Regions from separate parts of the Mus musculus genome. Here region 1 is linked to region 2. Evidence: chromatin loops called from intact Hi-C (ENCODE). Cell type or tissue: left cerebral cortex. All regions are shown on one strand. Each heading gives the region's core, and the rest is flanking DNA. Links, peaks and the distances in the headings are about the cores only. Region 1 holds the start of Gm34150 (a long non-coding RNA gene). Region 2 holds the start of Polr2k (polymerase (RNA) II (DNA directed) polypeptide K).

Region 1 (16,516 bases), core at 3,075-11,074, 190 kb before region 2:
CTGTTGCTAAATTCAACTATTAAAATAGTAAATTTTATGTCATGTGTATTTTATCACACCAAAACCTCCTTTTCATTCTCTCTCCTAAGTAACAAGCCTTAAAACATGTGTTTTGTGGTTCACCAAGCTGTACCTGTTTTAAGATTACTTGGTTAAATAGCAAAGAAGTTTATGCAAGGGGTTTTAGGTAGCCGAAGAATTATCAGGAAGATTGGAGAATTAGGCAAGGGGTTTTGTTTTGAGAAATAACATTCCCATCTATGCTACAGAGCTGAGTTGTCTCCAGTGCCCTCAGGGCTTCGAGATACAGTTACAGAGTTGCTACTTAAGCCAGGGTTCCTTCACAGTTCCTGCACCAGGAACTGGACTTTTCGGACAGCACTACTGCCAAAACCCCTGCATCTTTACCAGAAACTAGATTCTGGATGGCATGTTGGCATTCTTACATTGTCTACTTTCAAAGTAGGTCAATGTGAGTCCCCTTCTAGACATCTCTGGTGAGTATATTAAGGCGATGAAGAACAAACTACATGCCTGGGTTTAGCTACAAAGAAATCTTAAGAAAAAGTCACCATAATTCTACATTAGGAAGCCAGAACTCCTAAGATGGGATTTTCTCCATAGCAAAGGTTTTCAGCAGGAACCATAAGTCTAGGGAGTGACAAGGGACTTATTTTCTTCTTTTTTTTCCTCCTCTTAGTCACAGTTTCTTTTCTCCAAAGTTTCACTTATATCCTTTTTAAAAAGAAAAAACGATGTTGTTTCCTTTCATTGTGTGTGTGTATGACAGTAGGTGCCTGCAGATATCAGAAGTGTATTGTGTCCCTGGACCTGGAGTCACACAGTTGTAAGTTTCCAGTTGTGGATACTGTCAAACCAAACATGTGTCCTCTACAGAAGCCATATGTGCTTTCAATCACTGAGCCATCTCTCCAGCCCCGTACCCCATTTCTTTAGACACTAAAGTAATTTGGAGTCTCCCACAAATTTCCTGGCATTCAGTGAGGGTGCCAGGTTCACTTTGGCTGGAAGAGAATCAGAACATAGAGTGGCCTCTCTATAGGGCAAACCGAGGCCCAGCCTCCAGACAAAGGTCAGAAAATCCAGCCAGGTCACAGGATGGAGCACATGGATGTAAAGTGAGCTGCATGGCCGTCCACCCTCTTGTGGTAAATATTATTTGGAGGTTTCTACTCAACCTTAGATCATTTAGTTCTGAAATAAAAGACACAAACCTTTATATTTATAACAAGCCTTAAAGCACCAGAGCTGGGCAGGTATCAGCCCTCAGTGCTGCTTTGTCTACTTCCCTGTCAATAACCCCGAGATATCACGTGTTCTGCATGAGCCACTCCTACTCCAACAGGCAGGCCCTCATGGCCATGTTCTCACGATACATCTACCCTATGGCAACCTCTTCCTTCTTCTCTGTCCTCTTTTCCTCCTATCTCTGCCTCAGACCCCAAGACCAGCATTCGAAGCCCTGCCTACCTCCCTGCAGCCCAGCTTCAGGCTGCAGGCCTAATTAGTGGGAGAAGTTTAACCTAAGGAAATATGTATATTATAGAGTGATAAGTGGCATAAAGAGAAACAATTGAAAAAGCAAGTATAGATTGTTAGTGCTATCATCACGAAGCCCCACAGACTGGGCAGCTGAATAGAAACCATGACTTGCAGCCCTAGAGAGTGGGAGTCCAAGATCAAGGTGCCAGTGTGGTGGTTGGAATGGAAATGGCCCCCGTGGGCTCATGAGAAGGGCACAATTAGGATGTGTGGCCTTGTTGGAGAAAGTGTGTCACTGGGGAAGGGCTGTGACGTTTTGAATGCTGGAGCCAATCCCTCTCTTTCTTCCTACAGCCTTCTGATCTGGATGTAGAACGCTTGGATCCTTCTCCAGCACCATGTCTGCCAGCATGCCACCATGCTTGCTGCCATGATGACAATGAACTAAACCTCTGAACCTGTAAGTAAGCTCCAATTAAATGCCTTCCTTTATAGGAGTTGCTGTGGTCTTGGTGTCTCTTCACAGCCACAGAAACCCTAAGACAGCCCGAGATGTTGATTTTGTCTGAAGCCTCTCTGCTTAGCCTGTAGATGTCTGTCTTCTGTTTCATCACATGTTTAGTCTAAGTCTGTCTTAGTTAGGGTTTATATTGCTATGAAAAGGACCTTGATACAAATAAACTCAAAGAAGAAAGGGTTTATTTTAGCTTACACTTAATAGTCCACAGCTAGGTGGTGCGCATACTTTTATTCCCAGCACTCAGGAGGCAAAGACAGGCAGATCTCTGAGTTCAAGGCTACCCTGGTCTACAGAATGACTTCCAGGATAGCCAGGGCCACACAGAGAAATCCTGTCTTAAAAACAACAACAACAAAGCCCATTTAATATTCTACCACTGAGGGAAGCCAGAGCAGGAACCAAAGGCAGGAACCCAGGGCCAGGAACTGACACAGAGGCCATGGAAGAGTGCTGCTTACTGGCTTGCTCTCCATGGTTTGCTCAGTTTGGTTTCTATATGCTCCAGGACTACCTGTCTAGGAATGACACCACCCACGGTGGACTAGCCCCTCCCACATCAAGCACCAATCAATAAGATGCTAGGTAGACTCATCTACAGGTCAATCTGATGAAAGCCATTCCCTAACTGAGGCACAGTCTTCCAAGATGACTCCATCTTGTCACAATGACAAAACACTAACTCCACAGATCCTGATCTCTTCTTCACCAATTCTATTGTGTTATGGCCCAACCATGTGACTTGTTATGCCACAATGACCTCTTAAAAGGTTCTGTCCCTGAACATAGTGACATTCTGAGGTTGGAGGAGGTAATAGGAGTTCAAAGTATGGATAGACACTACAATGAATAAGAAAAGATTCAGGTGTTACATTTTTATTTTGATTTTTTTTATTATAAAAATGTCCAATCTGACTCAAGAATAGGAAACAAACAGAAAACCTTGAGCCAGTGCCTAGCATTAACACCAATCGACTAGTTTCTTTTCCTTACGTTTGTTTTATGCTTTTGCTTGAATGCATATTAAAGATATTCCAGAATTGTATCATCATGAATTTCAGCTAAATCTCCAAAGCAAATACTTTTATGTAACAATAATTCCATTATCTCATTCATTGAAATTACAAAAAAAAATCATTGACATTTGATAAATTTTCTCAGTTATCAAAATTAACTTTTCTGCTATCTGTTCAAATTAGGATCTGCCCAGTTCATTCACTGTGTTTGGCTCTTAGGTATCCTCCGAGGTCTCTGAGTCTGTTCTACCCTGGAGCTGACCTCTCTGCGTCTCCTCAGCAGTGACCTGGGGAAGCAGCACAGTTTCTCTTGGTTGCCCAAACCCAGCTTTCACCTGCCTTTCCTGCAAGGCCTTTAACTGTGCCTCCCGTATCCTCATCTTCTTTCGAGATCAGAGATTATTTGGCTTGGCTGTGGTTCCGGCTCAACTGTTTCTTGGCATACTCCACTCATGGGTCTGTTTCCTTGTGTGGGTTTTAACCATCTCTGTGGGGGGTGCATTGTTAACACTGTTAAAATGTCTGAAGCTGACTGGCTGATCTCACCACTGCAAACTATTACCTGTTGATAACCACTAGTCCCCTCCCAATAAAAACTGTAACACGATTATTTCCTGCAACACGATTATTTTCTGATTCTGAAGTTTCCACTAAAATTCACCCGACTCTGAATGTTGATCTATAGAAGAACATGCCTCAATCCACCTGGCTTTCAGTTATGCTGAAACCTGGTTCACGGTAAAAGGGATGACAGATTCTGCCTATTTTTAACATGGCCTTCTACCACTGTTAACTGAGTTACATTTAGAACACATTTGAGCAAATAGATTTTTTTTCATATTTTCTTGTTTGTTCATTGAGACATGGTCTCTCAACAGAGCCCTTGCTGTCTTGGAACTCACTATGTAGACCAACCTGGCCTCAAACTCACCTGCCTCTGCCTTCTGGGTGCTGGGATCAAAGGTGTGGCATGAGCAACCACTCCACTCCAAAACAAAATCTTTTTTAAACAGTTCCAAGGATGAGACTCGGGTTGTTAGTTAGGCTTAGTGCCAAATCTTTGCATTGAGCCATTGTAACAGCCTGGAAGCCAATTTGGTAGGACATCTATAATGAATATTTGAAAAAAAAATCAGATTATCTGATACCAAAACATCTTTGGTATCCTCTTAATCTGAAGATTAGCATCTTTGAAGGTCTGAAGATGCAGAGGGAAAAGAGGAGAGGGGAGGGAGAAAGGAGAGGAAGGAGGGAGAGAGAGGAGAGGGATCAATGAGGAAGAAAAGGTGGTGAGAGGAGGGGAAGACAGGAAAAGAGAGTTGGGAGGAAAGGAGAGAAGAGAGGGAGGCAGGAGAAGGAAGAGGGGAGGGGCAAGACAGTATGGGGGAGGAGGGGGAATGGGAGGGAGAGAAGAGGAGGAGGAGTCAGGAGAGGGGGAGTTCAGCCTTGGCTTCAGAGGTAGTCCCCAAATGGGAACCAGCAGCACCCTGCTTGAAGTTATTTGACCCCTCCAGAGACCACCTAGGAAGGCACTCTGAGTCCCACAAAGTCAGAGTTCTTCCAGAACAATTGGCTGCACGCTGCTCCATCCTCTGAGTCAGGAATCAACACAGAATCTTAGCAACAGAGCTGATGAGTGGGCGGACTTTATTCCTACTGGGTAGCTTTTATGACTTTGTCAACCTGTCTTACCCTATTTAGGAATCATCCCGGCTCCAGCTTTCCTTCTAGATAATCCGTAAACATCCACGCATGAATCAAGCCAAGTATTTGTTGCTATTCAAGCTATACGGTCCCCAGATTGTCTTCCAGCAGGTGAGTCACCACTCACACATGGGCCAGGTGCCAGCTTCGCCTGACTGGGCTGCTCTTCTGCACCTGAATTAATTAGCACCCCAAACCGCCTAAACTCTGCTGCGCGCCCACTCAGGCATGGCTGCGATCGAGAGTTCTAGAGCTGTTTTTAAAAAAGGAAAGAAAGAAAAGAGCAATATCTGGGAAATGAGCAAGACTGAAGACCGGAAGTCCTCCACGTTCAAGGCAGTTTCTTATCAGAAGTGCAGTAAAGAAATAGCAACTTACGCCATTTAGACAAACAGCCCTTCGGTCTAGAGTGCCTGTGGAATGCAAAGCAGCCTCACCGGGGAAGGGGAGTGGCTCCAGGGAGGCTGCTGCAGAGAAAAGGCTGCCAGGACTCAGAAAAGCAGCTGGGCATGGCGAGAGGGAAGGGAAAGCCACCCCGTGAATTCGAGATTACATTCTATGCTTTTGTGTCTCATGAATGCTCTTTTCCAGGAGCCCCAACCCTGGGCTCAGCCCCTGGAGGGGAGAAGGAACACTCACAGGAACACAGTTACTGCCTGCCTAGGCGGTGGATACAGAAAGCCAGTAAGAGCAATTTGGTAGCAATTTGATAGTACTCCATCCGGAGAATCCAGAATCCTTTCCTAGAGCAAGATACGCCGCCCGCCGAGGTCAACTTTACCAACCCAAATAGCCACAGGAGCCAACTTCTCTTCCTGTCCTCCAGGAGGTTCTGAACTATCAGGTCACTGTCACCCCCTGTGCTCTTCAGGGTCTCCATGAGCGTTCGAATTACTTCAATTTAGAATACAGCGTGTGTGGTTCAGCTACAGTGCTACTGAGACCCCAGACGCATTCCAACCATGTCAACTTCTGGAGATTCTGTTGCGTGCGCTGTGTGGCTGGGCGGCTCCAAGCTGCCCTTGTAGGTGGTGGGAAGAGAGAAAGAGAGGGTGTGGGAGAGAAGACTGGGAGGCGGGGCAGAACACAGCCAGCCTCACAGGCACTTTCTCCTAGGACCTTGGTCAGGGAGTAACCCAGAAGCAGCCCTTCCTGCCTCCAGGGAGGTTTAGCAGTGAGTCTTCCTTAATCCCCAGAGCCCTTTTAAGTTTGGTGGGCTTCTCCTTCCTTCCTCCAGCCAGGTAGAACACCGGGGTGCCAAGGCCTCGGGCTCCTGTGCCTGTGCTTTCACACTGCCTCTGCCTACATTAAAGAGAGCGGTGCATGGTCCCTCTCTGAAGAAGCTCTGGGGATTGAGGCATGCTGGGGCAGGGACCAGGCCTCTCCTTAGCATCCTGGGACTAGCCCATAGTGACTGTGGGGCTTTATCCCCAGAACCTGCTGTTAAACTTGCCTAGATGGGCTAACCTACTTCCCCCAAGGCCAGATGGGAGGAACAAAGCAAGACTGTGACAAAGTGTAGTTGAAGACAAAACCTCTCAAGGTTTTTTTTTTTTTCTTTTAATTTTGTTTTTGTTTTTGATCCTGCAAATATCCCCAGAATGTCTGTGCTGACAGGACTGTGAAGACTGCTGGCTCCATCACTGAAAAGAGAGCAGCCCCTGACCAGCAGAGGGTTTCCTGGAGTGAAGGGGAAGGAGAGAGCCTTCTGCAGTAGCCCCTAGCCTATCTATGCTCTCCAATTGCGCCAGAGCGCACTTTGTCTGGCACCAGTCCCTGCTCCTCCTGTCTGCCCTCTGTTTCCTGGAGACCTTGAGGAAGGGAGCCTTCATTTATGTGAGCCAAGATGTAGCAAATTCGCATCTGGGAGAAAATGACTCAGGGCTTTCATAAGATCCTGAATTTGATTTCCCTACTCACTGACACTTCATAATCCAACAAAACCTGCTGTTAGTAAAGTAGCATATTTTCCCTCCCTCCCTCCATCCCTCCCTTCCTCCCCCCCACTTCCTTTCCCCCCTCCTTCTCTTCTTTTCTGACAGGGTCCCACTATGTAGTGCTGGCTGTCCTGGAACTCACTATAGCAGTGTTCTCAACCTTCCTAATGATGTAACCCTTTAAATACAGTTCTTCATGTTGTTGTGACCCACAGCCACAAAATTATTTCATTGCTACTTCATAACTATAATTTTACTACTATTGTGAATTGTAATGCAAACATCTGTGTTTTCCAACAGTCATAGGCAACCTTTATAAAAGGGTCATTTGACCCCGCCTGGAGGAGATTACACCCCACAAGCTGAGAACCACTGTGCTATATAGTAGAATAGACTGATCTTCAACTCAAGCATTAACTCATAGAGATCCACCCACCTCTACCTCCAGAGAGCTGGTATTAAAGGTGTGCACCACCATGCCTGGACAATGAACATTTTCTTTTTTTTCTTTTTTTTAATTAGATATTTTCTTCATTTACATTTCAAATGCTATCCCCAAAGCCCCCTATACCCTCCCCCAGCCCTGCTCCCCAACCCACCCACTTCTGCTTCCTGGCCCTGGCATTCCCCTGTACTGGGGCATGTGATCTTAGCAATATCAAGGGCCTCTCCTCCCATTGATGGCCGACTAGGCCATCCTCTGCTACATATGCAGCTAGAGACACGAGCTCTTGGGGGGGAGGGGGTTACTGGTTAGTTCATACTGTTGTTCCTCCTATAGGGTTGCTGACCCCTTTAGCTCCTTGGGTAGTTTCTCTAGCTCCTTCATTAGGGAACCTGTGTTCCATCCAATAGATGACTGTGAGCATCCACCTCTGTATTTGCCAGGTACTGGCATAGCCTCACAAGAGAGAGCTATGTCAGGGTCCTGTCAGCAAAATCTTTCTGGCATATGCAATAGTGTCTGGGTTTGGAGGTTGTATATGGAATGGATCCTGTTCCAACTTGTGATATGAACATTTTCTTTAAGCAGCTAATAACTCACAAAGTGAAACCAGTTCCAAGGTTGGTTATCAGCAGAGTGTGTCCTAAGGCCTTTATATGCTTATTATAAGCCCAATACAGTTGCTGCCACACTGGAGGCAGAGACATTTCATATTTCCTCTGAAGGTTTGATTGTGTTAATCCAGGAAATGAACTGACTTAGGCAGAGAAATAAGAGAGGGTTACATACAACTTAATTAACATGCAGAAATGGGGTGGGTGGTAAATAGCATGTATGAGATGCTGTGGGGTATCCACCACCGAAGATTGCTCAGACATGGGTTTAAGCCAATAGGAAATCTTTATTAGCCAGCCATCGATTACACCAGGTGTTCAGGATCCCAGTGTAGCACTGAACCTTTCTCAGGGTAAGCTTTTAGGCACAAAACCAATATCTGGGTTGACATACTTCAATGAACAAGAACAGTTAACCAGAAGTAGAACTACAGAAGTCAAAAGCAAGGATAGGCTATTTAGAGACTTTCCCAGAACTATGGACTTCAATGCATTAGGCCTGTGTTTTAGTTTTGACAGGTACTGCTGTCTACATGCTGAGTCAGTTGTGCTAAGGTCTGGAGTCTTACTAGGGTTTGATGCCCTGTTACATAAGATACAGAAGGAGTGTGGGCAGTTGGAGCTCGTTAGATAGAAATGTGGGGCTTCTGGGGAGATAGCAGACAGATTACAGGTAAGAGGGGTCCTCAGATTGGGAACCTGGGCCTGCATCCTGCAATGTTTTCTCATGTATCTGTGAGGAACTGAAAGTTAGAGAGACTCCCTGCTAGGAGGAGGGGCCACAGCTCAGTAATAAAGATGCCAAACCTTCTTCCTCCACCTCCTGACTTGATGCAAAGGCCTGGCAGCTGGAAACAAAGGCCTTGCTGGCTTGGAAGGTTTCTCAGTCAGTGGGAAATCCCCTCCTTCAGCAGTGGACCTGTCCAACAAGTTCAAAGCTAGTTCAGGACATGTTTATCTCAAATTTGTGGCCCTATCAGCCTCCCTGTCTTTGTTCAAACTGACCAACCCTAAGTTAGTCAGACCTTAAGACCCACCAGCTCTTGAAGAGAAATCAGATTTCAGACTGTCTGGCTTTGCAAAGGATCTTGTTCTTGGTGTGTGCGTCTGTGTGCGCGCGCACATCTGTGTGTGTGTGTGTGTGTGTGTGTGTGTGTGTGTGCGAGTGTGTGTGTGAGTGTGTGTGTGTCTGTGTGTGTGTCTGTGTGTGTGTGTATTTCTTCACCTGAATAGAAGAAACCTTTCTTCACCTCTACACTGGATGATTCCCTGTATCTGAGATTTTCCCTGCTGCTACTTGTCACGCTTGAGATCTTTCCTGCCTTTTAATTATTTAACTGGCTGAGAAAACAAGCTTGATCAAGGAAGCTGGAAGCTCATATTCTTTGGAGTCCTTCATGTGTCAGATCTGCAGATCCTCTTAGCTAACTCAAATTATGCTAACGGAATCAATTTGGGGTAGACCTTTTGATCTCCTGGTACTCGCTCAAGGAAATGTCTGAGGTCTAAGAAAAAAGAAGGAAAAACAACAACAAAAGACAAACAACAACAACAAAACCAGATCAGATACAGCAGGTGTTAACCATTTCTTAACTAAGGCAGTGGCAGGCACTTCAAACACTTCGTACATAGACATAAAGCAAGAAAGTAAACCTTAATAGCCCCTAGTCTGCAGACCTCTGAAGTATGCAGCTATTTAGGGATTTTTTTTGCGCCCCCCCCCCCGACACATATATGTCATTTGTGTTAAAGTCAGAATACATTTTATTAATTATTTGGGAATTTAATACAATGCATTTTGATCATATAAGTTTCACTGGTTTTGTTTTTCAGAGACAGAATCTCATGTAGCCCTGAGGCTGGTATGCAAGCATCACCAACAGAATACAAGAGATAGAAGAGAGAATATCAGGGGAAGAAGATACCATAGAAAACATTGACACAACAGTCAAAGAAAATGCAAAAAGCAAAAAGCTCCTAACCCAAAACATCCAGGAAATCCAGGACACAATGAGAAGACCAAACCTAAGGATAAGAGGTATAGAAGAGAGTGGATATTCCCAACTTAAAGGGCCAGTAAATATCTTTACAATTCAACAAAATTGTAGAAGAAAACTTCCCTAACCTAAAGAGAGATATGCCCATGAACATACAAGAAGCCTACAGAACTCCAAACAGACTGAACCAGAAAAGAAATTCCACCCACCACATAATAATCAAAACACCAAATTCACAAAACAAAACAAAATTATTAAAAGTAGTAAGGGAAAAAGGTCAAGTAACATATAAAGGCAGACCTATCAGAATTACACCAGACTTCTCAACAGAGACTATGAAAGCTAGAAGATCCTGGGCAGATGTCATACAGACACTAAGAGAACACAAATGCCAAACCAGGCTACTATACCCAGCAAAACTCTCAATTACCATAGATGGAGAAAACAAAATATTCCACAACAAAACCAAATTTATACAATATTTTTCCATAAATCCAGTCTTACAAAGAATAATAGATGGAAAACACCAACACAAGGAGGGAAACTACACCCTAGAAAAAAAAGCAAGAAAGTAATCTTTCAACAAACCCCAAAGAAGATAGCCACACAACATAATTCCATCTCTAAAAACAAAAATAACAGGAAGTAACAATCACTTTTCCTTAATATCTCTTAACATCAATGGACTCAATTCCCTAATAAAAAGACGTAGACTGACAGACTGGTTACGTCAACAGGACCCAGCATTTTTCTGCATACAGGAAATGCACCTCAGTGACAAAGACAGACACTACCTCAGAGTAAAAGGCTAGAAAACAATTTTTCAAGCAAATGATCCCAAGAAACAAACTGGAGTAGCCATTCCAATATTGAATAAAATTAACTTTCAACCAAAAGTTATCCAAAAATATAAGGAAGGACACTTCATACTGGTCAAAGGAAAAATCTACCAAGATGAGCTCTCGATTCTGAACACCTATGCTCCAAATGCAAAGGCATGCATATTCATAAAAGGAACTGTACTAAAGCTCAAAGCATACATCACACTCCATATAATAATAGTGGGAGACTTCAACACCCCACTCTCAGCAATGAATGGATCATGGAAACAGAAACTAAAGAGAGACACAGTGAAACTAACAGAATTTATGAACCAAATGGATCTAACAGATATTTATTGAACATTTCATCCTAAATAAATATATATATATTCTTCTCATGGTTCCTTCTCCAAAATTGACCATATAATTCATCACAAAACAAGCCTCAACAGATACAAGAAGATTGAAATAATACCATGTTAAGGCTGGTCTTAAATCCCAACAAAAACAACAGAAAGCACACATACACATGGAAGCTGAACAACACTCTACTCAATGATAATTTGGTCAAGGAAAAAATAAAGAAAAAAATTAAAGGCTTTTTAGAATTTAATGAAATTGAAGACACATCATACCAAAACTTATGGGACACAATGAAAGCAGTGGTAAGAGGAAAACTCATAGTTCTAAGTGCCTCCAAAAAGAAACTGGAGAGAGCTCACATTAGCAGCTTGACAGCACATCTGAAAGCTCTAGAACAAAAAGAAGCAAATACACCCAAGAGGAGTAGACAGCAGGAAATAATCAAACTCAGGGCTGAAATCAACCAAATAGAAACAAAAAGATCTATATACAAAGAATCAATAAAACCAGGAGGTGGTTCTTTGAGAAAATCAACAACATAGATAAACCCTTATCCAGACTAACCAGAGGGCACAGAGACAGTATCCAAATTAATAAAATCAGAAATGAAAAGGGAGACATAACAACAAAATATATCTTAAAATAATTATTCTGTTCATTGAATATTAACAGTTGAAAATATTGAAATCATGTTCTAAAAGAAGAAGAAGAAGAAGAAGAAGAAGAAGAAGAAGAAGAAGAAGAAGAAGAAGAAGAAGAAGAAGAAGAAGAAGAAGAAGAAGAAGAAGCCAAAGCTATAGGATTTGATGTCAGTGATCTGAGGCACACACTTTGAGAAACAATGACAGAACTGGAAAACATGCTCCAGTTATAAATAGCTGCACAGATCACACAGCTGATCTGTTGTGTAACTGGGATAGACCTGGCTCTTCCCACTGCTATACAGAACATTTTCCACTCTTAGTATACGTTTATAAGCTTTGAGTGTATGCTGGTTGCCATGGGAGCACTGCAGCTTGATGATATCCTACAGCCAACTGTAGCTGTGTTTGGAGGCACATGATGACAGCCATCTTTAGAAGAATCTAACGTCATGGTTTATTATGGTTTTTATAGCTTCTACTTTCCTGTAAATTCTTTGAAAATTGTAAATATGCTTGCTGACACCATGATCATTTGTCAGAAGAAAATGCCTTGTGAGCCAGGATATGCAAATTGGTTGGAGGTAACCCTAACTGAGTAAGTCAACGAAGGAATGAGAGTTGGCCCAAAGGTGTTGCAATGTAGGAAATGTCATTCTGGCTGAGAGCACCGACTATCATTGGAAGGAATATATCAGGACTTGGGAGTTTGATCACAAAGGACCACCTCATTGAACAAAGGTGGCTCATGCAGTTTCCTAAGACAGATCTTTGTGGTAACCTGTCTGTAACGCAGCTAAGACAGAAGAATCACCATTGGCTACACAGTAAGTTCCAGGCTAGCGTGGGCTACAGAGTAAAGTACGGTGTCAAAAAACAACTGCCCAGATAACCAATGAAAGACCTGTATTACAAACAAAGCAGAAATACAAAATATCCCCAAACCAGAACTTCTTGGGCACTACTGTGGTCTGAGTGTGGAAAGTCCACTGTAGGTTCATAGGTGGGAAACTCTGGGCCCAGCTGGTTTCACTGTTTGGGAAGGTTGTGAAACCTTTAGGAAATGGAGGTTTGCTGGAGGAAGTGGGTCACTAGGGGACAGGCCTTGAGGTTACATAATCTGCTCCCATTTCTCTTTCACTCTCTGCTTCCTGGTGGTTGACTAACAAGCCTCTTGCTCCAGGCCATCACCATTATGATAAAATGTGTCATCCTGTACCTTGATGCAGAACAAATCCTTCCTTCTGCAATGGCATCTTGTGGATATTGTGTCATAGCAGGAAGAAAAGTAGCTAACAGAGACACCAAGATGATGTCACCTGTGGCAAAATCTACTGCCTGTGAAACCTTACACAGAGTTATTGAAATATATATCTACCTTCAAACTATGCTCCAGGAAGAACGTGCTGAGCCTGGGGAGCTGGAGAGGGAGAGAGGCCATTATGGCCATCACAATACCATCAACATGTCACAGTAGCCAGGTCCCTCTGCCAAGTACTCATATCTCTGCTTGGCTGAACACCAGCCTAGGCTAAGGTACAGTTAGAAAGAATAGCAGTTTCATTGGAAGGAACTGACAGAAAACAACCCTTCATGTGAGCTTCACTGGGAGAAAGACTCTGGATGACAGGCCTTCATGATTGGAATTTGAAGTGGCAGAACATTAGGTGAGACACCACACTGTGACCACGGGCAGTTACCATGGCGTCTTGAAGGGCAAGAAAGTCTTTCCTTAAAATGCCAGTATGTTAGGAGAGTTTGGACATTGTGCTTGAAATAGCATCTCTGGGTCCTGAATGGAGACAGATCCTTTAGTTCTGGAGAACAAAGGGGCTTTCTAACTTTGATAGGTTTGCAGGGATGGTAGCAAGCTTCATACCATGTGACCTAGCTTGGAACCATGGTGGTGGGCAATAGGAGGAACCGTAAACTTATCCTGCTGTGGCCAGGAGGGGGGTGTGGGAGAGGTTACAAGGCCCCATCACAGTACATGGACTCTGTCACCTGAGGGATGTGGCTTGATTTCTGGGAGAGAAAGAAAGACAAACAGAGGGGCTGTCACATATCAGATGCCAGGGCAGAATTTCCCAGGTGGTTGGTTCAGTGTAGCCAAGATGTCCTCCATCTCCCAACCATAGCTTTCCTGATACAGATGTTGTTCAGTCTCATGAGGCAGTGAGATCACTGGTTCCCATAAATTGAGTGTTGGTTTGTTTGTTTTAACAAAATCTTAATTGTTCAATTTTACCAATGAAGACTCAGGAGTCAGAAGCTAGAATGAAAGCCTGCTAGCTCAGAGAGGTACAGAAAGCACCTAGCTGACCTTCTTCTTCAGCAGATGCCCCAGGAGAAATGCCCCTCTCTCAAAAAACCTCCTTCAAACTCAATATCCTTCCTTTCTACTTCCTGTGAGTCTCTCTATCTGTCTTCCTGGCTCCCTCTTACTCTCTATGGTTTTCCTAATAATCCTGTGTCCACTCCCTGTCAACTGGTTGCTTGCTCTGCTTCTTGACCTATGGTTGACTTCATTAATCCAGTTTACAACATTCAATCAGAGAGCTCTTGTATTAAAGGTGTGTGCTAAGGCTGAGCCACACCACAGCTAAATAAGAATCTCAAGACGCACAGTGTGATCAAATAACCTGTGACAAATAAGGTGTGGGCAGATTTGCGCTTTGCAGCAAGCATATGCTTTTTGCTTTGTTGTCTTATACTTAAAAGGATGTCCTTAATCTATGAGTTTCATTAATACAAACGTGGCTAGAAACACCGTCCCCTCACTGTCCTAGTCACATACTTGGCTATGCTGCTGTGTCGCATACCTCAGTACCTGTGTCACCTCATTCAACATGTCATGGTTCATAGCCAACACATCTTCCACACAACTAGCATCAGTGATGTACCTTGGGCACTTTGACCAGGTGTCTTTATCATTTTTCTGAGTTCTCCGTTTACTTTTGAGGAGCCAAGACATTAGTTTTTTCACCCAGGGTAACAGTGAGGGTTTGGAAACTTTAGTGTGGGGGAATTCACAGCTGTAATGAAAGAACATATCCAGTTTCCTCCAAAGCAGAATTCTCACATCAGTGTTAACAGTGTCACTGTGCTGTGCGGGGTTGGAGAGCCAGTGTGAGGAAGGAAAGTTAAATCACCCAATGTTAAGCCTGGAGGTGGTGGCCATGCCTTTAATCCCAGCACTTGGGAGGCTGAAGCAGGCACATCTCCGAGTTTGAGGTCAGCCTGTTGTACATAGCAATTTCCAGAACAACCCAGAGAAACCCTGTCTGGAAAAACCAAGCCAAACAAACAAACAAACACAAATAATCCAGTGTCAGACAAGGGTCAAAGGTGTCCAGGAATCAGAGCTGAAGCTAGATCCCTTGGCAGGACAGAATTAGCCAAGCAATGGGAACCAGGCATACATTTGTAAACCCATCCCTAGAAGTTGCAGCCAGAAGGCAGTGTGGAGCAGGTGCATCACCACCCAACCATCAGGTGCTGTGTCCAACCCTTCAGTGCCAACTTTCTCTCCCATTAGTGCCTCTGAATACATGCTGTGCCCTTCCTTCTGTCTCAGCAGACACCTGGGTTTGCTAATTTCTCACTTTCTCACCTGGTGTGCCCTCTCACATCAGAGTGATCAGAGAGATGTGACTCAGACAGAAAGCCAGAGCTCATATCTGAAGGGTGTACACTAGCTTGGTGGTAATGATGGCTGAACATACCATTCCAATGACCAGTTGCACTTAGCCCCAAGATACACACACTCTATGAGAGTTCTGGGGGAACCAAGTCACCAATGCCACCCCTAAATTATTGTCAGGACCTCCCTCTCTGAGACAGAAATTTTTGTCACCCATATTATTCCCATTCTCCTCTCCTTCCCTCTTTTTTTTTTCTTTCATCATTTCTCCTTCCTTGACTGTGCTAGTCATGGAGGAAATTGTTAAATATGCTTTGGATTTCAACTTGAGGACCAGCAACGTGGCTCATCAGTACGTAAAGTCCCTGGTCACCAAGCCTGATAACTTGAGCTTCATCCCTGGGGCCCATATAGTAAAAGTCCAGAACAAATTGACTCCCAAAAGTTGTTCTCTGACCCCAACACTGCACCATGACACACACACACACACACACACACACACACACACACACACACACACACACACACCTCCTTACCACTTACAAATTAATATGATTAATTTTAACTTGGTCTTTTTATTCCTAAGTGTGTGTAAGTTGCTGGTCCGTGGCTCAGCACAGACACCTATATTCTTGCCACTTCCCCCTCTCAGCACTGTGACACTCTACTGGAAACAATCCGGGAGGCAACACCCCCAAGCTTTGTCATTCTGTCACATCTAGCTGAGGACTCATATCTTCCATCCACCCAAACAACAGACGTTTTTCCGGTTCTCTTGTGAACACTGTGTTTTACCACCAACACTAATACATTTTGGTTGCAAGTTGGGTTGCCAGAGTTAGCAAAGAAAAACACAGCCACCCGGTTGTGTTTCTGCTTCAGATAAGCCAGGACAAAGCAGTACATGTCTCATGTAATATCTGGAACATACTTAGGATTTTTTTTAATGTCATTGTTTATTTGAATTTCAAGTTTGACTGGATGCCCTGTGTTTTTCCCTAGCACCAATAGCAGCAAAACACTGTTGTTATTGGTTTAGGTAACTGAGAAGCCTAGAGGCTGCACTGCCTTTAGCATAGCCAGATTTGGGAACCTAAAAGGTGTTACCAAGAACACAGTTTTCTCCTTTCCCTCCATTAAGTTGTCCTCTGCTAAGTCCCTACATTTTTAAGATAGGGTTTAGTACTTGTAGAGCAAGACAGCTCATGTTAGTTCATTTTTAGACAAGGCCTCAATATTTAGCTTAGGCTAGCCTGGAACCCCTGACATTCTCTTGCCTCTGCTTCGGACTCCTGAGTGCTGTCATTACAGCTGT
Region 2 (16,516 bases), core at 3,925-11,924:
AATTCCAGGCCAGCCTGGGCAATATAACATGACTTTATTTCACAGGAAAACAAACATTAACTTGTAGGATTTCCTGGGATGCAATCTGAGAATCACTGTGCTGCCCATCTGTCTGTACCAATGGATCACAAGCCATTTAAAAGTCATGTCAAGGGGCTAGAGAGATGGCTCTGTGGCTAAGCACATATGCTGCTTTTCCAGAGGACCCAGGTTCAAGTCCCAGCACTCACACAGCAGCTCACAACTGTTTGTAATTCCAGTTATGCATGTGGTATGCAGGCAAAACACACATACATGAGTAATAAATATTTAAAAAATAAAGACCAGGTCAAGAATTCCATATCATATGGTTTAGGGCACAGACGCACAAACTTAACACACAGTGCTCCATTAGTGACTACAAATTCACTGATTACAGATGGCAGCGTTTCCCACTACCTGTGAGCCCCTAATGAGGAGCACAGAGGTGCAGGAAGGTAAATTATGAGAGAGCAGACTGATGGAAATGTTTTAGAAATAAAACCAAAGATTCTAGAAAAACTGAGGGGCAGTTAGATGGCTCAGTGGGTAGACATGCTTGCTGCCAAGCCTAAAGACCTCAGCTCTATCTCCCAAATCCACAGGGCAGATGGAGAGAACCCACAGCACTAAATCTGACGTGCACACAGTAGTATGGCATACACACACACACACACATGTGTACATATATATGTATATATACATACATATATACTGTGCGTGCATATGTTAAATATATTTATATTTCAATATATTTTATTAAATATTATATTAATTATTAAATAATATATATTAAAAAGCTAAATAGCCAGGCATGATGGTGATGCACACCTTTAATCCCAGGACTTGGAAGGCAGAGGCAGTCAGATTCCTGTGAATTTCAGACCAGGCTGACCAGGGCTACATAGTAAAACCCTATTTAAAAATAGTAATAAATAAACACAAGTCAATAACAACAAAAATATAAGAATAACAAGAACAGGAAGATGGAAAGACGGGTAGTCATTCTGTCAAACAACAGGGTGAGCAGGCACTCAAAGGCCTAGATTTGACTTTAAGTGAACTGGATGGACTTGGAGCTCCAACAGACCCCGTCTTCATGAAACTCATGAGGTAAAAAGGAGAGTTGCAAGACTAAATAGGGACCAAGTACAAAGAATGAAAACCAGAGAAGCATGTGCCCCAGGGAGTGGAGGGGTCTCTAAGTGCTTGCAACACCACTCAAAGTGGGCAGTCAGCTGGCTTCTACAGCAACACAGCCTCTGCACCTCCCCAGAAAGACAGGGTTCTTCCCTGAAGGAGAATATCCTCTATGCTCTTAAAAAATGATCAGAGTAGAAGAGACAGAATGGCAAAAAATAAAAGAGGAAAAATGCTGACCCTAAAATGCACACCTTCAGAAAAGGCTATCAGATACAGCTTATACAAGAGGACAGCTGGGCCTGATAGCACAGCCTTGTAATCCCAGCTATTTGGGAAGCTAAGGAAGGAGGGTCACAAGTTCAAGGCCAGCCTAGACCTCTGACGGAAGCACTGTCTCAAAATAAAAAGTTAAAGAGGTCTAGAGCCATAGCTCAGGGGTGCAGCTCTTGTCTAGTGTGAGCTCCCAGGTTCAAATTCTAGCGCTATAACAAAGTGTGTGTGTGTGTGGGGGGGGGGGGGTGGTGATGAGAAAGGAGAAGAGAAGAGGAGCCTAAGGAGGGTGAAGCTACTTGCCTTTACATCTCCCTGGTATCCCTGTGAGCCACCTCCCATGCCTGTCAGCCCCGCTCCCCCGTTCCGGAAAGGCCTACCTTGCCACTGTGAGGGCAGCAGGTGGAGCCGCGGACAGGAGGCAGAGGATCTTCCACTCCGGGATGGTTTTCAGGGTCATGGAAGTGACATGTATTTTCCTCTCTTTTGATTTCTGACACCCAACTCTAAGAAGGATGGAGCAGAAGGTGACAGCTGTAGAGATGGCAGTCACTGACCACGCATTAGAAAGACTGTGCAGCAGCCTTCAGAGTCGAGTTCCATGTCGTTCTCTCGGGGCGGGGTGGGGGGTGGGGGGGCTCCATTTTCCTTAATGGTTATAAATACCCATAACACAAAATTTACTTTATTAACATTTTTAGTGTCTAGTTAAGTGTCATTAGGAATATTTGGGAGTGGGCATGAGATGGCTCAGCTGTTAAGGATGCCAAGTTCAACGTAGGACACATAATTGCAGGAGAAAACGGACTCTCACAAGTTCTTCTCTGACCTCCACCCCATACATGTACATTCTCTCCCTCCTCCCCACCCCGACCCCTCTGTATCTCTGTCTGTCTCTGGATGTAGTGAAAATACAAAAAGAATATATGGATAGTGAGAGAGCTCAGCGGATAAGGGTGCTGGCCACCAAGATTGATGACATAAGTTCAATTCCCAAGACATGAATCAAAGACGATAATTGGCTCCTAAAGTTGTCCTCTGGTCTCCACACGTGTGGTAACACACACATACACACACATACACACACACACACACACACACACACACACACACACACACACAGAGTGATGCATGGATAGACAGACAGACAGACAAGACAGACAGGTAAATAGAATAAGAATTTTAAAGAATTTTCATGTTGCTGCCTATTTTACCCACTTCCCAAGGGCTGGGATTACTGAAGTAATCCAACACACCCCAGTGAGTGGTTCTAATGCTCTGAATTAATCGGGAATCTGCATGTCCAAACACTGAAGGTCCTTGTCCCCAACTGGTTTTTGGTTGATCAATAAAGAACCAATGGGGCCAGGCAGTGGTGGCGCATGCCTTTAATCCCAACACTTGGGAGGCAGAGGCAGGAGGATTTCTGAGTTCAAGGCCAGCCTGGTCTACAGAGTGAGTTCCAGGACAGCCAGGGCTACACAGAGAAACCCTTTCTCAAAAAACCAAAAAACAAAACAAAACAAAAACAAAAAACAAAAAAAAGGAACCAATGGCCAATGGCTGGGCGGAGAGAGAAGCGTGACTTTTAGATTGTGCAGGCGAGGAACTGGAAGAAAGGAATCACCATGATTCTAAAGAAGATGAATCAGATTTAGAGCTACTGAAGGAAAATCGTCATGGGCAACAAAAACTAGGGAGCCGCCCAGAAGGAGCCAGGGCGAAAGAGATAAAATAAAGAACTAGAGGGCATTAAGCCAGGATTACAGGAGGGAAATGTGTGCTAGCTGCGGGGAAGATTAGAACTGCCTGTTTGTGTGTGTCTGTGTGTATATGTGTGTGTATCTTTCATTCGCAAACACAGATTGCTGCTAGGCAGGTACTAATGTGCGACCTGACAGGAGCCAGAGTAGTTTAGACCATTCCCACTACACCTGACTGTGTGCACAGGCACACACATGTGCACAGGCACACACATGTGCACGTGCTTGCGACAAGGACTTGCTATGCAGCAAAGGCTAATCTAGATTCTCCTGCCTCGGCCTCCTAAGTGCTGGGATTATGGGTTTGTGCCACTGTACCTGGAAACAAAAAGATGTTAGTTCTTGTTAATTCTTCTGAAACCGATTAAGAAATCAAATGTGGCAGCCGATAATCCCAGTACTTGAAACATATAGATAAGAGAACTGGCCATCTGAGGTCTACCTGGGCTATAATATACTGCCAATAATTAAAATATACAAGAATTCAATACAGTCTCAATCCAAACATAAGCATATTATTGTATACAAACTACATTATTATATACACCTAAACGAAGCAAAACAACTCACAAAAAGAACAAATATGCTGGCTAGTTTTATGTCAACTCGACACAAGCTCGAGTCATCTGAGAGGAGCAAACCACAATTGACAAGAAGCCTCCATAAGATCCATCCGGCTCTAAGGCCTTTCCTTAATCAGTGACTGGTGGGGCCCAGTGATGGTGGGTGGTGCTGTATCTGGGCTGGTGGTCCTGGGTTCTATAAGAAAGTAGGCTGAACAAGCCTTGGGGAGCAAGCCAGTAAGCAGCACCCCACCATGGCCTCTGCAGCAGCTCCTGCCTCACGTTCCTGTCTGAGTTCCTGCCCTGACTTCCTTCTGTGATGAACAGTGATGTGGAAGCATAAGCAGAGTACACCATTTCCCCCCGAGTTTCTGTTGCCTCCCCCTGGGGGTGCATCTCAGCAACACTGACCCTAAGAAAGCAGCTAAGGTTTCACTACCTGATCTCCAGATTTACCATAAAAATACTGCCATCTAGACAGAAATATTTTTAAATTCTTTGCTCAAATGACTTGAATTCTCCTAATTTATTTAGGGGGGATCAAGAAAGTCCAAAACAAACAAACAAATAAGCACAGCCAAATATCAAGTATTTCTGGTTTTGTTTTTTTGTGACTGAGTCTTGTGTAGGGAAAAATGACCTCCAATTCACTGTGTGACCAGGGTTGACCCCTTTCTCATCTCCTGCCTCTGCCTCCCCAGTGCCAAGATTACAGGTGGCAGCACCACACCCGGCTCCAAGTATCTTTATAGAAAGAAACAGATGGTGATTTGGTTATGGTTGAACATGATACAGAAAGCATTCACACACACAAATTCACAGTACATTACTAGAATTATGACGCCACCATTCCTTTGGAAGTAATCACCCCGAAAAGCCGGTCAGTGACAAGCTGGAAAGGCAGAATTTCAGGTGAGTGAAGTGGACGCACAGTGTTAGCGTGCTTGCCAGAGATGGATGCTTGCTCTACCTTTAGATCACTGTCGATTTTTTCCCACTCTTCCGCTGAAAAGCTGGATGCTGTCTCTGCAGGCTTGTCCTTCCTCAGAGCTCGACTTTTAGGAGCCAAGTTGGTGAGGCACTTCTCGCAAAATTCCGTGAGTTCAGGATAGTAGCCTTCTTCACCAGACCTTAAAAAGCAGTTTAATTTTAGAGTTGGCATCTTACTTCGAGGCTCTACCATCCTTGATCTCAAGGGCTGTGCAAGGCGGGAGCTGGGAGGCTGGCTCGGCCATCACTGGCCATTCCCATCAGCAAATCTACAGCATACACAGGGCTGAGGACTCCAAAGAAACCAAGGTGAGTTACACACATTAAAGGTTGAATTATGGGCCAGGGAGCCAGCTTGGCTGCTCTTCCAAAGGACCTGACTTCATTCCCACGTGGCAGCTCACTTCTGTCAGTGCAGTTAGTTCCAGGCTATCTGACTCCCTCCAACCAACACCTTCTGGCCTCTGTGGCTACTGGATGCACATAGACGTACATACAGGCTCAATACCCATATGCATAAAATAATACATATTTAATTTCAATAAGTAATATTCTCTTTCCTAACATATATATGTTCATTTTATGCACAGAGCAATTTCAAAATGTATACTGGAAATTCAGTATTAGAGACAGGCTGACAGATAATGCAGGCTTCCATGTCAAAGAGTTTCTGTTAAAAAAAAAAGTCTCATTTTGAGTCAAGGTCTCATACAGCCCAGGCTGATTTCTACATCCTGTGGCTTAGGATGACCATGAACTTCTAATCCTTCTGGGCTCACATTCCTTGTGCTGGACGGCGAATGCTTGCCACCAAATTCCACTGATGTGACTCAAACCCAGTGTCTCATGAATACGAGGCAGACATTGTAAAACATCCCCAGCCCTTGTCACTGTTGCTTGTTTTTAGATTTAATTATTTGTATATATGTGAGTACACTGTAGCTGTCTTCAGACACACCAGAAGAGAGCATCGGATCCCCATTACAGATGGTTGTGAGCCACCATGTGGTTGCTGGGAATTGAACTCAGGACTTCCGGAAGAGTAGTCAGTGCTCTTAACCACTGAGCCATCTCTCCAGGACTGTTTGTTGGTTTTTAATGTATGAGGAGAAAATGGCTGAGAAACAGCTTAGACAAAACACTCTTAAAGTAAACCACTCAAGAAACAGAATCCCTTCCCTAGAAAGCTAGATGAAGTTCTGAACTCCACAGGCCTCCTTGGGCACTGGCATACATGTGCCAAGATACATACATACATACATACATACATTCATACATACATACATACATAAGTCTTTTAAAGGGAAGAAGGTCAGAGAAAATAAAAGCAAGGACCAGTGAAGAGCCAAGAATCATGACTGCATCCTGGGAAGGCTGTTGGCTCAGGAGCCACAAGTGCTTCTGCAGCCGAACGCTCTTCTTCAAATCCAATCTCTCAGGAAACCCACTGACATCCCAGGTTGGTACTCCATGGGGCAGAGACTCTTGAAACTCATGACAATCAGCTGCATTGTTAAAAGCTCGCTTCCCTTCTCAGGCTTCCTGAAGTGGAACGGCTGAGAATGAGGCACTCAAAACAACTACATCTGGACACCCATACAAGATTTGACATCACCAGGCTCGGATAACTTCCTGTTTCAGGCTCTCCACCATCTTCCCTGGGATCAGGCAGCAGAGAGTCACCCTTAGCTGTCAGAGAACCAAAAAGTGCGCCTCCCCCAGTAGCATGTTTCCATGGCTTTACCTTTTCTTGGACAGCCAATGGAGGCCAGCTGACTACCCACTTGGATCCTAACCAGCCATGTCTCATGTGGTCCAAAACCACAGAATCAAACCAATCAGGGACCTATGTACTGACTTCAATATTTGAAAATTCCCCAACACTTCCATTGTTGATTTGTCTCCCTGAAGGCAATGGCATAAAAAGCATGAAATCATTTTTTAAATGCTTACCTCAGCACATAAAGAATTTTTTCCAGGTGTTTCACATCTGAACAGTTTTCAATATACTTGAAATCCAAATGTTCGATGGGAATTTTAAATGTTTTTGTTGTTCCAAAGCCCCACAATGATGGACAGTCCTTAGCCTTAGCAGTCATGGCTGAAACATAATGTAAAAAAACAGATGTGAATCTAATATACATAATTTAGCTCAATTATATATATCATATAACATTATCATATGTATGTAATAATATATATACACACATGTATATGTATATATGTATGTATATATAATTTAGCTCAATCTAGGTAGTCCTGAGTGATCTTAGAGGGAAATAAGCAGAGTGATTTTTTTTTTCCTCAAAGAGGAAGGTTGTCTGTTTTGAACTTTCCTCTCAATATTAACCAAGTCAAAATATTCATCATACATGTATTATCTAAGACTTCACCTTAAACAAGGCCTGACAGAACGATAAAACATTCGGGTGCAAAAACTACAGGTTATATAAAAATCAGGTTTGAGGGCTTCTTGATGAAGTAGAACTGCATGCTTCTGACATGAAGTGAAGCTGTCACTGGGTGCTAGAAAGTTAAGCCCTCCCACACAGATGTGGGCACAAGCGACAAAGCCTCCTGAAATGAAGTTGTGTATCTCAACAGGTTGGCACGTAACAGTCGGTTGCTAAGTGTGGGACTGAGGAGATGGCTCAGTGGCCGAGAGCAGAGCCCGGGGTGGACTGCCAGTGTCCACAGCAGTCCTGTCATTTCTCCTCCAGGTCATCTGGGGCTGTCTCTGGCTTCTGTGGACACAGGATGTGTGATGCAGACACACATGCAGGCACAATCTTTATATAATAAAATAGTAGTCTGTTTAAAACACTCTTAATTCCTTCCCCAAACTTAAAAAATCTAAAGAATTAAACAAAGACACAAAGTGGAGCCAGATGCCTTTAGCTCCAGAGTTTGGGAGCAGGCGGATCTTTCTGAGTTCTAGACCAGCTTGGTCTTCTTTTTTTTTTTTTTTAAAAGATTTATTCATTTATTATATGTAAGTACACTGTAGCTGTCTTCAGACACACCAGAAGAGGGCGTCAGGTCTTGTTATGGATGGTTGTGAGCCACCTTGTGGTTGCTGGGACTTGAACACTGGACCTTTGGAAGAGCAGTCGGGTACTTTTACCCACTGAGCCATCTCACCAGCCCCCCAGCTTGGTCTTCATATCAAGTTTTGGCCAGTCAAGGTTACATGGTGAGATCCATCTCAATAAACAAACAAAACAAAACAAAACAAAACAAAAACCCTATTTTTAAAAAGCTTTCAGATTTATAAAACTTTTGTATTCTGTCATGAAATCTCCACACTAACATAGATTTGGCAGAAAAACCAAACCAAACCCAGTTTTCCTTCTGTTGCTGGGACAAACACCATGACCAAAAGCAACTTGGGAAGGAGCAGGCTTATCTCATCTCACAGATTACAATTCATCACTGAATGGAGTGGGGCTGGAACTCAGGGCAAGAACATGGAGGCAGGAGCTGAATCGGAGGCCATAGAGGGGTGCTGCTCACTGGCTCACTTCCCAAGGCAGCCATCTTTCTTATAACTCCCAGGACCACCCACGGCAGGCTGGACCCTCCACCATCAATCATTAATCAGAAATACCCCACAGACTTTCCAATCTGATAGAGGCAATTCCTCAGTTTTAATTCCCTTTTGCCAGATGACCCCAGTTTGTGTCAATCTGACAATTAAAAACAAACACACAAAAAGCACATATTACAAACTTACGTTCACACTACGCAATAAAAGCACATTCATCAAGACTCACAAGCTTTTCTAAGTTCTTCTGAAGTATGTTTCTTTCTTTCTTTTTATTTCCCTGTGTAAAATCCTTAAACCTGTGGCAATTAGAAATGTTAGCTTTCTGGGCATTTAGATTGTTCTCGGGAGAATTTTTCCGTATTTCTTTTCAGTCTTTCTGTCTAAAAGCTTGATCATGGCTGGGTCTGATTTATTTGCCATCACCCTGCTCACATTCATTTCCTGTATTTCCTAATCAGTGTAGTAGTAATATCTCCTGTGCAAACTACCATAGCGTTTCCTGGTAACCCCAGTAACGTGAAAACTCAGCTTCTCCTACTCAGGCAGCCGGCGCCCTCTGCAGCCAGAAACGGAAGTGGCACGCCCCAGCCATGGCAACGGTTTCCAGGCACCGCCAGACCCAGGTAAAGTGTCTAGGACGAGCCTGGGAACTAGCTCTTGGGCCAACCTGCAAGCTTTGGCGCAGGGAGTCCTTCCTCCGGCTTGGGCTGGGGGCTGAAGCAGATGGCTGTCCCCAGGAAACCACAGTGCGGCAACTCCACCCCCGTGTGAACCACAGCGGTGGAAAGATCCAATCGCCTTCCCAGACTAGAAAGGACGTTCGTCGACAGTGTGCGTGTGCGGCCGCTTCTCCACGCCCCGAGGGTGCTCACCTGGGTCTCTGTAGCCAGCGGAGGATGCCGACCCGAGACCCGAGCCGGTGCCCAATGCGGCTGGGCGGAGACTAAGCCCTCTGACCCGCAATTGGCTACCCCTGCTGCCCGCTGATTGGCTTCACAGGCCGCAGCCAATTTCTGCCCTCACAGAGGGCAGACCCCCGCCCCCTTGGGATTTAGTCTGTTTTACAGTAAGTTAGAAGGTGTTTCTTTTTGCTTTGTTTTGATTTTTCGTGACAGGATTTCTGCGTGTAGCCTTGACTATCCTGGAACTCCCTCTGTAGATACGCCTGCCTCTCCCTCCCGAGTACTCGGATTAAAGGTGTGTACCACATACACCACTTAAAACGCTGTTAATAGACCGCTGTACTCCTAAGGGAAGTGGTGTCTAGTCCTACGTAACTGAAATACTTAATTGAAACGTCAGACTCTGTTGCACACTAGGTTTACTTATCTACCATCCTTTGAACAAGAATAAATGAAAGGCACATTTTCCTCTTTTCCTACAGCCACATTTCCTGAGAGGATGGTGAAGAGCAAGGTACCCCTTAGAGTGCTGGAGATACAAACATGATTGACAGAAGCAATTCAGATGAATAAAACAGTAGAGGTCGTTTTGTGGAGAAACTTCCATTTTAAATACATTTCAGATTTGGTGCCCAGTTCATAACAGGAATCCAATAAATTCTCCTTTTTAGAAAAGTCTGCAGGAAGGGGCCACTGTGGCTGGTATCAATTCCAATGCTCAACCCATTACATTTATATACTTACTTAGGGTTTCATGTTGGAGAATGCTAAACTGCATATTTATAGATGAAGACTCAATCTTTCGGATAATCCTTAAGCTGTCTCACTTATGTGAACAGCATCCAGACAGCAAAGCGAGTCTCAAGCAAACACCTGAACTTCCGAAGCACTGATTTCCTGCAGAGGAAAAACTGTAACAATCTGGAGAAAGGCTGTCATGCCATGCATGGGCTTGTAATTTTCTTTCCACACTTCATGTTTTCTTCTGGCTATACAATCTGTGCTGAATTGAAAAAGGTCAAAATAATCTGAAGACTGTGGGCAAGCAAAAAAAATATCTGTAGTCATAAAGAGACCAACAAAGAGATATGTAAAGAAAGGCTTAAGCCTGTAATCCCAGCACTCGGGAGGCAGAGGCAGGCGGATTTCTGAGTTTGAGGCCAGCCTGGTCTACAAAGTGAGTTCCAGGACAGCCAGGGCTACACAGAGAAACCCTGTCTCGAAAAACCAAAAAAAAAAAAAAAAAAAAAAAAGGCTTAGTAAGAGTTACACGGCTAACTCACAAGAGCCAACAAAGTTTATTCTTACAGAGCTCTTCAACAGCAAAGTATTTCAAGCTGTGCCTGGTAGTGTAGGCCTGCACTCCTAATTACCCAGGAGGAAGGAGGATTTGCAGAGTCCAGAAAACTTAGTAAGACACAGAGTAAAGCAACAGAGGGGAGCACCTTGGAGGAGCGCTGGCTGTTCTAGTAGTCACTCTTAGCCTCTACGTAGCTACGTAGCCAGAGACAACCTTGAACCCCTTCTATATCCTCCGGCCTCTACCTCCCAAGCAGTGGGATTTCAGACAGGTTTCACTACACCCAATGCCCAGAACTATGTGGTCTGAGGGATGTGTGCACCTACGTAAGTGAGGAAACTTATTCTACCAAAGTCTGTGTGGACTGTATGCACACACCCAGAAGGCAGTGTCAGATGCCCTGGAACTGGAGTTCCAGTCTGTTAGGACAGACCCAACATGGATATTCAAACAGAACCAGGGACCTTTGAAAGTACAGCAAGTGCTCTCAACTGCTGAGCCAGTCCTCTGACCAGCTGTCTTAGTCTATTCGCTTCTGATTTTTATCCATTACTTTTGACTATTTACAGTTCTTTTTTGTTGTTGTTTTGGGGTTTTTTTTTTTGTTTTTGTTTTTTTGGTTTTTCGAGATAGGGTTTCTCTGTATAGCCCTGACTGTCCTGGAACTCACTTTGTAGACCAGGCTGGCCTGGAACTCAGAAATCCGCCTGCCTCTGCCTCCCAAGTGCTGGGATTAAAGGCGTGCGTCACCACTGCCTGGCCTGACTTTTTACAGTTCTACAGCTAGCAAGTACTCTGGATAGTTTAGAGTTGTTGACAAAGTGCAGTCGTTTCCAAGGGACTTACTTCTTCAGACCTTTTTCAATGTTCTATTTTAGTTCTTCTTCTCTGTGGGTGTTCTACATGCACATGCCCAAGTCTAGGTCAGAGGACAGACCCATTTCAGGAGTCCATTCCTCTTCCACTACGTGGATCCCAGGGCCTGAAGCAAGTCATCTGGCTTGATGGCTTTCTAACAAGACATTGAATAGAAATGGTTTGAGGAAACACTTTTAATCTTCACTGTGTGACGGATTACAAAAGCAATAAATTAAGCCATATATTGAACCAAAATTTCCTTTATACAAAGTATTAAAATACAATTGTATTTCTAAATGAAATCATAGGCATACAGTTGTTTTCATTAAGTAAACTAAGCCAAATGCTATACATTAAAGAGAAACATCAATGAGGCAAATGTATGAATGAAGATACTTCTGAACTCCCACATTTCATCGAGCATCAAAAACCACCACTGTTGAATTGAGTTAAGGATTTTAAACAGTACTTAAAATTGTATAAGACTAAGGCTTCCAAGTCACCCCCTGCACCACGCTTGCAATTGGATAGAAAATGAACAAAAGAATGAAGTTCACTATGACCACCAGAGATTATCTAAAAAAATAAAGTGCACTACTTCCATTTTCAGTAGCTCACTTTTTTGGATACAAGATAAATAACATAAATTACTAATGTAACATATAATAATATAAAGAATAAATAAGCAAAAATATTTTTAAAAAACTCACTGAAGCAATTGATGACTTTTTTTTTCCTTTTGGTTTTTCAAGACAGGGTTTCTCTGTATAGCCCTGGCTGTCCTGGAACTCACTTTGTAGAGCAGGCTGACTTTTAAGAGTTTGTGTTGGTTAACATGAAACAGTTTGTAGGCCTCACTATTTTTCATTAAGTTATTAACTTCTTCTATACTTTAGATTGTTCATAACCAACAACAAACAATGACTACTAGTAAAAACAAAGATTTCCTGAGAAGTAAAAAAGACTTACTGAGAGCCCATAATGAATGGTACATGAAAATGCTAATCATGTTTACAAAAAAAAAAAAAAAAAAAAAAAAAAAAGGGAAGAAACACATTGGCAGTACATGCCTTTAATCCTGGTATTTGGAGGTTGGGGGTAGGAAGAGGTAGGCAGATCTCTGAGTTTGAGGCCAGAGTTTTAGGATGGTCAGTGATACCCTAAATAAATGAATAAATTGAAAATGTACTTATTAGGGTTTAAATTTCTTTACTTAGGTTTATTTTATGCATGAGTGCTTTTGCCTGCATGCATATATTGTACCATTTGGGTCCCTAGGGTCAGGGGTCTGTCTATCCAACCACCTGTGACTGTGAGCAATCATGGTTCTAGAAATGGGCCCTTGGATAAACCAGGCAATGCTGTTATCTGCTGATCCGTTTCTCTAGCCCCCATTTGGTTCTTTGAGACTGGGTCTCACTAAGTAGCTCTAGCTGGTCTGGAATACTAAACATAGACCAAGCTGGCCTTGAATTCACCGGGCCCCGCCGCCCAAGTTTTGGGAAAAATAAATCCTATTAAAATAATTAATCTGGGTGTACCTCCTGTGGAGTCTCCACTCTCTCAGCTCTCATTCTTAATAAGTCCACATGCACTCTACTTAAAAAATAGATAATCCAAAAGTTATTACTACTTTTATCGGGTCTTAGTCTTTATCAGTCCAAGTATTAGTCACTTCCTCTGCACATTTAGAACATGTGCTTGAAAGGATACATCTTTTAGTCCTTTTCTTGTACATTATTCTGTATCCACATTCTCTGCATCTGATGGGATCCCTGGACTTTATCTCATTTTCGGTGTGACACTCTGGGAAAGAAAGCACATTTATTCAATGCTTGAAAGAGAAACACTATGGGGGAAGCAAATGATAACTACAGATTTCAACTGGAGCAAACCAAAAGGCACCAAAGCATCCAAGTGCCCGATTATTGCCAAAACAGACCAAGGAGAAAGAAGGGCTGTAGGCAGTACACCTTTTCCAGATAAAAGGAAGAGATCTTAATAAGGGAGGGGGATTTTACATTAACAATCGCTAAAGTGCTCCACGTTATAATTTTACTCATGTAAGAGAGGATTTTTGGGTGGTGGTTGTTTTTTTAAGTAAAGCATTATTTAAATGAATGTCAATTTTACCTCCACAAATATATATCATTGGCTGCTGCTTTGGTGGTTGAACATCTTTCTGAGCGTCCATTGTTAGTGCCTGAAATCAGAGACAAAGACTGAGTATCAGGGTCTTCGCACAAAACATGCCTCTTTTTTTTTTTTCTCAGACGCAATACAAGGTTCTTATTTTCCGGCCTTAGAGAAAAACGCAATAGAATGTTTGCCTAGCATGCAGAGGCCCAAGGATAAATACCCAGTATTACAGATGGGGAAACAAAAAAAAAAAAAAAAAAAAAAAAAGGAAAAGTCGCAATTCTTTATCTATACCTATAGTTCCCCCAAACTGTGGTGTGGGCTGGGTCTTAAGAATAAAACACATTTTCGCCGGGCGGTGGTGGCACACGCCTTTAATCCCAGCACTTGGGAGGCAGAGGCAGACGGATTTCTGAGTTCCAGGCCAGCCTGGTCTACAAATCGAGTTCCAGGACAGCCAGGGCTACACAAAGAAACCCTGTCTCGAAACAAAACAAAACAAAACAAAACAAAACAAAACAAAACCCACAATTTCAATAATAATAAACACCAGGGGGAATGTTTATTACAGTCTTCACGATCCTAGAGTGTATTACTCTTTACACAAGAGTAATACACTAATAGGCTAAGGAGAGGTTTGTTTGCCCAATCTCACTCCTCAAAGGAATTCAGATCTGACCTAGGAGCAATAGCTCCATCAAAGCTTGTCTCGAGACTAACTCCACCGGGGATCTTTATTTACGCGCTTGGTTCTTTGAAAAGACTTTGAGAGTCTTCACTTTGTAACCTAAGCCAGGCTCAAAGTCAAGGCGCTGGTTGAAGGCGGAATTCTCCTACCTCTGCTTCCAAGCGCTCAAATGGCAGGAGTGTGCTACCTCTCCCGGCTGCCCACAAAGATTTTAAAGCCAAGTGTCTCTCCTGGTTTTGCCACAAATTTACTTCCAAAATCATCAGCCGGAGACTCCCTACCTCCACAGCTGGAAGAAGCGTCCCTTCTCTGAGCACGCAAAAGCTTTTTCCGGCGCTGCCTCGCCAACTTCCGGCGCCGATTTATGACGAAACGAAGCCCCGCCCCCTCTCCCTCGCAGTGCGGGGGGACTGGCGCTTCTGTTTCTGAGGCAGGTTACAGCGTTTTTCTCCTACCTGCTTCCTGTGGGGTTTTGTTTTGTTTTTATTTGCCCTTCTCTCTGGGGTAGCAAAACATCTCCACAGCTCGGCATTCGAAGGTTTGTGCTTGTGTAATGGCAGATACAGGAGGAACCCAAGACAGGCAATGCTGGAGTCTTAACCGACCCGATGCTTAGGCGAACACCAGCAGGCTACCCTACCAATACTTCACGATTTGACACTTCGCACATGGCGGTTTTCAAATTGTTCAATGCCCGTGTGGGTTTTTTGTTTGCTTGTTTGTTTGTTTTCAATTTCCAGTTCTCTCCTAGTTTCCTGTCACCTCTCTTTTTTATGTTGGGGAGTGGAAAGAGAGGGAAAGGGGAAGCCCAGGCTGAGACTGCTCTTAAACCCGTACAATCCTCTGTCTTCGCCGCCTCAATGCTGAGATTAATCGCGCAAATCACAACGCCTGCCATCTCCCTCCCTTTTTGAAGCCAAGGCTTTCTTACGGCAGCTCCATCAATTACTTCGACTAGTTGGTGGCTTTAGCTTTTCTCTTAGTACTCTCCTTCCTGTGTTTGACCAGTTCAGTAGAGTACAGGTGTGTGTTCTCACACATCAAAATTGGAACTCAGTAAAACACATCTGTTGGGTTCAGGACGTTTACATTCAATTATTTCACACCAGTCGTTTATTTTAATAATAGGATGGATAACCTGAAGGGATTCAAGTAAAAACAGTTGTTAACTATTAAAGAGATGGCTTCTCTCCCAGTGGGCACTCTGGTAACTTAGTAAACTACTCTCCATTCTCCATCCATCAAGAAGAACTTTGAGCTTTGTCTTTCATTTCTAGTTCAAACCTTTGATATTCACAGACCATCTTGAGAAATTCCAGTCTTCCTAGATGACAATTAAATTTGTTTTTTTAGAATTGCTGGCTTAATAAGCAGTAATTTATTACTTAAGCAGTAATAAAATGCTTGTTTAGCATGCATGAGCTCACAGTGATAATTTCTTTCAGAAGGAAATCAGAAAAACAGTACTTTCCAGCTTCTTCCTCTACATCCAGACTAACAGCATATTTTGACCAGCAGCCATGTTTCAAAGTACCCCTTCTCCTCAACAAGCAGGAAGAGGAAAACAAGTGTGCACACTAAACATCTGTACAATGACACTAGGTTAAGCCCATGGGTATTGTAAGAGGACTTCATACTGCAAGCAGATTTGAAGATTTACTGTGATTTGAGTTATGTGTGGATGCCAGTTGAGATCAGAAGAGATAGTTGGACCCCCCCTCCCAAACTGGAACTACAGACTGTTATAAGCTGTCATACCTAGATGTTGAAAACTGAACCTGTCCTCTGCAAGAACAGCAAGTGCTCTTAAATGCTGAGCTGCCTCTCAAGCTCTTGCTTTTTGTTTTTTGTTTTTTCTTTTTTTTTTTTTTCCATTTTTTATTAGGTATTTAGCTCATTTACATTTCCAATGCTATACCAAAAGACCCCCTTACCCACCCACCCCCACTCCCCTACCCACCCACTCCCCCCCTTTGGCCCTGGCGTTCCCCTGTACCGGGGCACACAAAGTCTGCGTGTCCAATGGGCCTCTCTTTCCAGTGATGGCCGACTAGGCCATCTTTTGATACATATGCAGCTAGAGTCAAGAGCTCAGGGGTACTGGTTAGTTCATAATGTTGTTCCACCTATAGGGTTGAAGATCCCTTTAGCTCCTTGGGTACTTTCTCTAGCTCCTCCATTGGGAGCCCTGTGATCCATCCATTAGCTGACTGTGAGCATCCACTTCTGTGTTTGCTAGGCCCCGGCATAGTCTCACAAGAGACAGCTACATCTGGGTCCTTTCAGTAAAATCTTGCTAGTGTATGCAATGGTGTCAGCATTTGGAAGCTGATTA

Evidence for each region. Hi-C counts contacts between places; a loop is a spot of excess contacts. Peaks named below come from ENCODE experiments on the same cell type or tissue, not always from the same donor. Only the 100,000 strongest peaks of a DNase experiment are listed, where the experiment ranks them.
Region 1: a loop joins it to region 2, with 2.0 times the contacts of the local background. A loop is called at or near these places in 2 of 42 quality-filtered maps.

What each region holds. Positions count from the first base shown.
Region 1 is chr15:36,363,678-36,380,193 of GRCm38, reverse strand. It overlaps Gm34150 (a long non-coding RNA gene), which reads right to left and starts at 5,842. Exons shown (of 4, transcript XR_383935.4): 1 at 5,526-5,842; 2 at 4,729-4,993; 3 at 3,968-4,143; 4 at 3,064-3,523. Gm33936 (a long non-coding RNA gene) reads left to right here and starts at 11,667. Exons shown (of 8, transcript XR_383927.2): 1 at 11,667-13,225. In left cerebral cortex, for the core only: no CTCF peak of the experiment used is centred there; DNase peaks (open chromatin) are centred at 3,454, 4,852, 5,786 and 6,559; H3K4me3 peaks cover 1,207 bases; H3K27ac peaks cover 2,363 bases.
Region 2 is chr15:36,172,028-36,188,543 of GRCm38, reverse strand. It overlaps Polr2k (polymerase (RNA) II (DNA directed) polypeptide K), which reads right to left and starts at 14,534. Exons shown (of 4, transcript NM_023127.3): 1 at 14,463-14,534; 2 at 13,488-13,557; 3 at 13,068-13,160; 4 at 11,532-11,790. The coding sequence starts at 13,548. The coding sequence ends at 11,768. Spag1 (sperm associated antigen 1) reads right to left here and starts at 11,790. Exons shown (of 20, transcript NM_001359982.1): 1 at 11,343-11,790; 2 at 9,941-10,093; 3 at 6,701-6,848; 4 at 4,728-4,887; 5 at 1,812-1,937. The coding sequence starts at 9,974. In left cerebral cortex, for the core only: a CTCF peak has its summit at 8,860 (motif pointing left); DNase peaks (open chromatin) are centred at 7,340 and 8,876; H3K4me3 peaks cover 1,053 bases; H3K27ac peaks cover 803 bases.